Regions from separate parts of the Homo sapiens genome. Here region 2 is linked to region 1. Evidence: chromatin loops called from intact Hi-C (ENCODE). Cell type or tissue: IMR-90. All regions are shown on one strand. Each heading gives the region's core, and the rest is flanking DNA. Links, peaks and the distances in the headings are about the cores only. Region 1 overlaps PSG5 (pregnancy specific beta-1-glycoprotein 5). Region 2 has its middle 31 kb from the start of PSG11-AS1.

Region 1 (4,396 bases), core at 113-4,112:
TTATTTGATTGAGAGAAAACTGAGGCACAGGAAGGCACAGTCACTGAACCAGAGTCACACAAACCCAAAGGGGGAGATCAGGGTCACATGAGGTCTGTCTGCAGCCACAGGCCCATCTTCTCCACCAGAAGTGAGGGCTTACTGGGTTCCAAGGACCCCATAGTCATTTATTGGCTCAAATCCTCTCTTCTTAGGCTTCTAAACCTCAGAGGAGTGAGAGCAAATGGTCAGCTGATTAGTCTGCACTCCAGAACTAAATCAACTGCCTCAACCGTCAGAGTCAGTGCAAAAAATATGTCCAGGCCTCCCCCTCAGATCTTAACCCCCATCACTGAACCTGAAATCCTGTGTTTCCCAAAGTGCCCATGTCACTGTCATGAAAGGATCAAGGAGAGGACTTTGTTTTCTTTCCCCACTCAGACCCTGCTCCAGCACAGGCCCAGCGAGAGACACACACTCAGGAGCTCTCACATAACAAATGAAGGAATGGAATGAAGAAATGAATGATCCAAAACCTCTTTAGAGACTGGATGTTGGATGCAGAATCCTAGGAGGTTCTAGCCACACCTGTCCCTTGTCCTTCAGAGGCTGACATCCATGTTTCATCCCCCCACTACCTCTTGCCCCTAAAGCCACCCCACCTCATGCAACTCTGAAGCTCTTTGGCCACCAGAGGATTCTCAGGGCTCCTTTGTCCTGGACTGTGGAACTGGGGGCAGCTGGTCCCTGGGGTCTCTGAAGTCAGTGTCTCCCTCACTGCTCACTGCCATGGTGTCTCTGCCTCTGCTTCTCTGTGTCCCTCATCTTCCTCCCACTTCATTCTGACTGGCAAGCCCTGTCCTGCACAGCTTCTTCCCCCACCCCTAGGCCTTCCCCAGACACTCCCTCTAACTAGGCTGGCTGTTCTGTTCCCTTCCCGCTAACACTGTGGCCTGGCCCACCTCCCAGGAAATAGGAAAGGTGCAGAAATCACCTGGAGTTGCCACTCCTGCCAGGCTTCATCTCGAGCCAATGTTCCCAGGTCACTAAGAGAATGAGCTTCCACTGTATTCCCATCCAGGGCTCTTTCCCTTTGTGAGGCTGACCTGTGGACAAGACAATGGGACAGGGATAGGCAGTTCCTCCATCCATTCATAATTGCCAGGCAAGATCTTCTGGCCTCCTGCACAAAAAAAAAAAAAAAAAATTATTGAAATGTTGGTTTCTAGTCAAGAAAGATTTTAACGACTCCAAGTCTGCCAAACAGGAGGACAGAGGTTTATTATTACTCAAATCAGCCTCCCCAGTGGATCAGGGGTTAGAGATTTTCAAGGATAGTTTCAGGGGCACAGGACTAAAAAATGAGTACTGCTGATTATTTGGTGATGGAATCATGTGGGCAGAGGGAAATGATCTGTTTGTGCTCGAATCTGCCTCCAGGTAGGGACCACATGACTGGCTGAGCCATTAGTCATAGGTATGAATGAGGTCAGCCGGTTGCCAGAATGCAAAAGAATGAGAAACATCTCAAAAGACCAATCTCATGTTCTACAATAGTGATGTTATCTATAGGAGCAATTAGTTACAAATTTTGTAAACTCTGGCCAAACAACATTGCAGCAGTCAGGAATTATAGAAACTGTGCCAACATTTTAGCAGAATTCAGTTCCCTCCTATAATCTTAATCTCATGGTCTTTCACTAGTTTGACAAAGGCCATCCCTGGGCAAAGTAAGGTTGTTAGTTTCATGGAGGAAGTTTTGTGATTCTTGCTTCAAAGTCAAACCATAAATTAAATTCCTCCCAAGGTTAGCCTGGCCTATGCCCAGGAATGAGTGAGGATAGCCAGCCAGAGACTAGATGCCAGATGGAGTCAGACATGCTACTTTGCTGTCACTGTTGTAATGTATGGACTGACTCACCAGGGTGTCAGAGGCTGGACAGGCCTGCAGTCCCCAATGCCCATGGACTCATTTCAACTGTTTCACTCGTGACTCCATCCTCAAACTACTATGGAGCTCACATTCTCCTGTCACTTCTTAGAGACTTCTGGCTTCCTGTCAGGCATATAACAAGCTTGAAATTTGTCACTCGGTTCTAACAGTAAGTAAAAAGTTGAACAAACTCAAAAGTCAACAACTCATTAAAATCCCTCAGAGATGGCTGGGCACAGTGGCTCATGCCTATAATCCCAGGACTTTGGGAGGCCGAGGCGGGCACAAGGTCAGAAGATGGAGACCATCCTGGCTAACATGTTGAAACTCCGTCTCTACTAAAAATACAAAAAATTAGCTGGGCGTGGTGGCGGATGCCTGTAGTCCCAGCTACTTGGTAGGCTGAGCCAGGAGAATGCCGTGAGCCCAGGAGGTGGAGCTTGCAGTGAGCTGAGATCATGCCACTGCACTCCAGCCTGGGTGAAAGAGAGAGACTCTGTCTCAGAAAAAAAAATGCTGTTAGAGAAATGAAGAATGCTTTTGATGCTTACTGGTAGACTGCACACAGCTGGGGAAAGAATCTCTGGCTTGAGGATGTGTCAATAGAAACTTCCAAAACTGAAAAAGGAAAGTTCAATAAGAGTGGGGGAAAAAAAGTGGAACAACACATTCAACTTCACATTTAATATTTTGTTTTGGCAATAGCAATTTTTAAATTTTGTAGTTGTGGACAACTGCAAAGGCTGTCAGATACACGTAATGTGAATATTGGTGGTTTTGGGGACCAGTTGGAGGTGGCCAGGTGTGTGCTATCTAATGGTTTTACTGCCTGTGCCACATAAAACTGTTTCCTCATGATGATGCCATTTTCATAAGTTGGAGTTCTACGTGTGGGGAGACACACGAGCCATTGGCATCTCACTTAGATTCTTCCTAATTCACACAAACTTAAACTTTAGTGGTGTTTCGTGAGCTTAAGAGAAAATGAAGAAAGCATTTCACATACCTGTTTTGGGGTCCTCCCCATTTTTCCTAACTCTGCACAGAAATTAGAAGCAGGGAGTTCTTTCTATATTTACTAACATAACACACATCACTTCTTTTAATTTGGCATCCTTCCTCCCTTTATGTAATTGACGCACTGACCAGTTCTGTCCTTTTAACGGGACTCTCTACTTAAGGAGCTGCTAATTTCAAATCACCTTTGGCGTCTTTCTTTGAGCATAATGTGATCCTGCTGGAATTCACGGCACACCTAAACCTTATTTTGGTCTCAAGAGAAATACTACTACCAGCAATTGATCTTAGATGTTTGGATCATCAGTAAAAATTTCCACTTATGAAAACATTTTAATGTTTCCTCCAAATTTTTTTTGTTACTAGAGTCAGAACATAACATGAGGTCTAAACTCCTGACAACTTTTTATGGGAAAATTACAGTATTACGAATTGAGCATCGGAAATCCAGAAATCCACAATCTGAAATGCTCCAAAACTCAACCCTTCTGACCACTGATGTGATGTTAAAAAGAAGTGCTCACTGGCGCATTGTGGATTTTAAATTTTTCAGATTTGGGATGCTAAACCAGTACATGTACTGCAAATATTCCAAAATTAAAAAAATTAGAAATCCAAAACACTTTGTTTTAAGCTTTCTGCATAAGGAGCACTGTATCTGCATGAAGTATAGGCACGAGGCTGCACAGGAGATCTCTAGAACCTCCTCATCCTGCATAACTGAAACCGCACACCCATGGAACAACACCCTATTCCCCTGATCCCAGCTCCTGCAAACTACTATTCTACTCTCTGATTCACTCTGGAATCCACTGATATGAGGTACATAGAGTAGTCAAACTCAGAATCAGAGAGTAGAATGTCTAATGAGAGAAAGTATCTGCAAGACTTCTTCCCAAATATTGGTCTAATATCCACCAAACACATATGGTCCATGAGGGCCAGACTTCCATCATCAGTTCATGATTACCCTTTCCAACAGTCAGTGCTGCATTTGCAAACATCCACATGTATTTCTAGAAGATCCACATGGTCCTCACCTGCCCTCTACAAGGGGAAGGAAGCATCATGGACCCAGAACAGGGAACAATGGTCTTGGTCCAAAGCTATCAGCTCTTGCCTGTCCCCTTCACTCTTTGTAGGTCATTCCTTGGACTCTGCTCTATCTTTAGAAGTCACTGGCTCAAGTCAGTCACTATGAGACACCTGGGAAAACTGCGCCACCTTGTGGCTCCACTGCCTGATGACTGAACTGACCTCCAGGCTTGACTCTGGTCTCCCCTGTGTTATTTATGCTGAAGTACCCAGTCCCAGGCCAGGCTTTCCAGTACCCAAAGGGTTTAAGGACAATGGGAAGTTCCATCATCCATCTCTAGGATGTCCTTGGCAAGGGAAGCTGCAGAGAAAACATACCTCGGGGGACAAAGTAAGACTGAAACTAAGAAGATTCCAGCACTGCATACTCCA
Region 2 (4,396 bases), core at 117-4,116, 58 kb after region 1:
TAATTTTCTGACATTGCCACGGCATTTGTAAACTGTCATGGCGCTGGTGGGAATGTAGCAATGAGGACCGCCGGAGGTCACTCTTGTGGCCATCTTGGTTTTGGTGGGTTTTAGCCAGCTTCTTTACTGCAAACTGTTTTATCAGCAAGGTCTTTATGACCTGTATCTTGTGCTGACCTCCTATCTCATCCTGTGACTTAGAATGCGTTAACTGTCTGGGAATGCAGCGCGGTAGGTCTCAGCCTCATTTTACCCTGCTCCTATTCAAGATGCAGTTGCCCTGGTTCAAACACCTCTGACAGTTCCACATGTGCTCATGTTACTTCTGTTTTGGGGGAAAACATTGGGTGGGTTTGTACCGCTCATCAGGCTTTGGTGTGTATGCAGGTGGGCATGAGTAAAGTAGATCATATATAACATCCAATTCTAGGAAGAACTCAGAAATCTCAGCTGCCAGGAGAAAAGAAAGACTTGTTTTTTCTGCTGATGCACAGCAGGTAAAAGGAAATCTATTCTCACTTCCCACAGTTCTACCAGCAAAAGCTGTTTTAACAGCAGGAAAACTGAAAGCAAGATTGCAACTGGAACATAGAACCAAGAACTTGCGATTTGCTCAGTCCCATTCCCCATTGCAGTGGATGTGTGGCCTGAGAAGTTTGACAATAAATAATATCTCAGGATGCTGCTGTCATGGGCTGTGAAATACACAGACTTTATGGTCATAACAGCCTTTAAACAAGGACCTTTGTTTATTCACCGGTTCCCTCACCCTTCCCGACATAGAGTGAATAGAAGGGCCTTTGAGGGGACCTAAAGAATGTGGTGCATTCGATATGTTTAATTGCAGAAAAAATGCTCTCCTGGCTACTCAGAAACTAATAACATCTATGCAATAATATAACATGAAAATGTGTAAGTGCAATGCCTTAGGCTTCGACTCTGTGTGCAGTGGCAGCTAATAGTGGAGGGTTTCGGCCAGTGGGGTGAAGTCCTGTGACTTTTCTTCAAAAAGAATGTTTGCTGTAAGGTCAACTCAAGAGCCAGGTTATCAATTAGGGGGTCATTGCAGAAGTTGAAGCCAAAGGTGATGGTGCATGGGACCACAGCCATACCACGGCAGGTGGTGGAAAGTGCTGGATTCTCACAGATGGATCTTGTACATGGAAACAATATCCTGGACCCCTGTGGAACTGGAGTCTCAAGGTCTGGGGTTGTGACCAGCCAAATACCACATCTTTGCTTGCATGAGAATTATTCCCAACATTGGCTCCAGTGTTCCTCTGCCCACAGTCTTGACCTCCCCACTGTCCAGCACCCAAAAAGATACTTCATTCCAGTGCTCCATGAGCAGAGAAAAGACCCTTCTTACCCCTGCTCTCATCTCAATCACAGCATCCTGGCCTCCATGGCATTAGGGTCACTGAACCTCGTGTGGGCTGGAGGTCATGGAGAAAGGTATAGACCACTCTCTAACACTGTATGAATCGTGAAGTTCAGGAAGTGTCTCAGACTGGCATATGATAAATGTGGATCCTATTATTGAAATGGGTGGGGTGGGGAGGACTTTATCTTATGCTACTCAATCTCCTTTCCTGTCCCTACCCACCAAAGGTGTATGACAGGCCTATGAGTGACAGCATCCCCAAGTGGCCAATGTGGGAGTCACAGTTTGATAGTTAAAAAATAGAGATTCTCCTATGAACTTCCCCCATGACCTGAATGCTTGTTCTAGGTCTAAGGCTCAGAAAGCAATACCACAAAATCAAAGCCTCAGAAAGTTCACCACACCTTAAACTCCTGACCTCAAGCAATCCTCCCGCCTTAGCCTCTCAAGTAGCTAGGACTGCAGGTACATGCCATGTGCCAGGCTATTTTTTCAAAATTTTTTGTAGAGATGGAGTCTTGAAATGTTACCCAGGCTGGTATGGAACTCCTGAGCTCAAGCAATCCTTCTGAAAGAGCCTCAGAAGCAAAACTTTCTCTCTGAGCTTCTTCTGCCTTCCTGTCTCTGAGTCCCATTCTCCCTGGAGGCACCTTAGAAACTAGAATCCCTCTTCCCCCTGATGGGTACTAGAAATCAGAACCCCTTTTCCCCAAAGCCAGCCATAAAACCTAAAAATCGGACTCTAATTTTCCCTCTACATTTCTGCGTAAAAACGGGCCATACAGAAATTATCTGGGTTGGGTGTGGTGGCTCAAATCTGTAATTTCAACACTTTGGGAGGCCAAGGCAGGAGGATTGCTTGAGCCCAGGAGCTTAAGACCAGCCTGAGTAACATTGCAAGACTCCATCTCTGCAAAAATTTTTAAAAATTAGTGTGGTATGTCGGCACGCACCTGTAGTCCTACCTACTTCAGAGGCTGAGACTGGCAGATTGCTTGAGTCCAGGAATTTGAGGCTGTGGTGAACCATGGATCAGGCCGCTGCACTTCACCCTGGGTGACAGAATCAGACCCTGCCTCTTGAAAAGAGAAAACAAAAGAAGAAATGATCTGACCTACTTTGTTTGACTGTAGGTCTTAAGACCCCCCTTTCCAGAAAGTTGGTTATTCATTGGTCCTCTCGCCCTTCCTGAAAAGAGTGAATAGAGGGGCCTTTGAGGGGACCTAAGGAATATGGTGAATTTTCCCCACACCCAGAAGGAAGAAGCACTGCTCAGAGAGGCCAAGAAGAATCCAACCCTATTTCTACATGGCTGTCCATACTTTGTTGAACCTAGGCATAAAAATGGACGGTTTCCTCTGTATCTTTTGGTCTTCATTCTAAAGGCTCTCATGTCATATACAACTGTGATCAAATAAATATTTAAGCTTTTTCTCCTGTGAATCTTCCTTTTGTCAGTTGGTTATCAGCAAACCTTCAGAGGGTGAAGGGGAAGCTTTCCCTTGGCCCCTATACAGACAAGAATTTTGAATGCCTTATTTAATTTTTGCTTTCTCAGTACTAAGCAGAGTAAGAGTGAATTCCATATATTCTGTGTCATCCCAGAGAACAGAAACAAGACCAGGGAGTGAGTAAAAGTTATCCAAAGACAGATTTTGATTTCATATTAGAAAACACTATAAACACTATTAGAAAGTGATGTTAGTTATTATTGCAGTGTTGCAATTTGTTGAATCTTGACTTCCTGTTCCTGGCCATATTCTAACCTAACTAAAGGCTCCAGGTTGGGTTAAATGCCTTGAGGTTGCCTAAAATACTCCTCTGTTGTGCTTCATCCTGTTTCTAGAATTTTCTAGATAAGATTAATCTCTAATTTTATGGCTGTCTTCCACACTAGTTTTCATCTTTTTATGGACAGAGATTAATAATGTCTTACTCATCTTTGTATTTCTAGCATCTAATACAGTTTTGAATACATAAAGTTACTGAAAATATAACCCTTGAATTAGGAACTGGGGAGTGGTGGAGGTAATTGTATTGACTGAGAGATAGTATTCGATTCATGTTAAAATCCTGCCACATTTGAAGATTCACTAAGTCTGCCCCTACCAAAAGATTCTATTGCTAATTCATCATTACCATATTAGATGCTATGAATTGGCACCCTAGTAGATTGAGTGCATTCACTCCTACTTTCCAACCTCCAAATTCTGGGTTCATGTTGTGACCACACATTCATGAAATTGATATGGACAGGAGACAGGGAAATACTGGGTAAAGAAGGTAGTTCCCCAGCAAAGGCCCTACACTCAAGCCTGGAGACCCATGGCCCTAAGTGGGAAAAGTTGCCTTCTTCCCTGACATGTCCCCCTATCCTGTACCCATATAAATCCCAAACGCCAGGCTCCAGAAGCAGATGAGGAGATGAGGAGACAAGCAGACAAATGGCAGATGACACAGCAGAGAAAGAGAGAAGGGAAGGAATGTGTGAATGCCAGGAGTTAAACTGGGGGTGGTCAGAGGGGAGATTGGCTGCTGGATGACCAAACTCCAGGGGAAGATCATCTTCTCACTCCATTCCCCCTTCCAGCTCCCCATCCATCCTGCTGAGAGCCACCTCCACCATTCAGTAAAACCCCACATTCATCCTTCAAGCCTGTGTGTGTGACCCGATTCTTCTGGGACACTGGGCAAAGGCTGGGAATACAGAAAGCTGTCACACTGGCCCTCTACCCTTGTGAAATGGCAGAAGGTCTATTGAGCTGGTTAACACTTAAGCCATTTGCAGAGAGCAAGACTAAAAGAGCATTGTAACACTTGGGCTGCAGGCACCACCCCTCCTCCAGACACTACTGCCAGGCTGGAGCCCAAAGCACTCACTCCAGCCCCTGCACCTGCCCATCTGTGTGCTCCATCTCCCATCAGGGGTTTGAGCAACTAAGCGGGTGAGCCACACGCCTGTTGCACATCCCGTGAGGTAGATCAGGGAACTCTCCTCCTTCAAAATGGCTA

Evidence for each region. Peaks named below come from ENCODE experiments on the same cell type or tissue, not always from the same donor. Only the 100,000 strongest peaks of a DNase experiment are listed, where the experiment ranks them.
Region 2: it touches region 1 in a loop (4-fold over the local background); 3 of 110 quality-filtered maps call a loop at or near these places.

What each region holds. Positions count from the first base shown.
Region 1 is chr19:43,179,496-43,183,891 of GRCh38, reverse strand. All of the region lies in intron 2 of PSG5 (pregnancy specific beta-1-glycoprotein 5), which reads left to right. Among named protein-coding and RNA genes, the nearest start is that of PSG5, 4.8 kb to the left of the region's middle. In IMR-90, for the core only: no CTCF peak of the experiment used is centred there; DNase peaks (open chromatin) are centred at 1,411, 1,881 and 2,381; H3K27ac peaks cover 2,035 bases.
Region 2 is chr19:43,121,804-43,126,199 of GRCh38, reverse strand. No RefSeq gene overlaps it. Among named protein-coding and RNA genes, the nearest start is that of PSG11-AS1, 31 kb to the left of the region's middle. In IMR-90, for the core only: a CTCF peak has its summit at 1,635; no DNase peak of the experiment used is centred there; H3K27ac peaks cover 901 bases.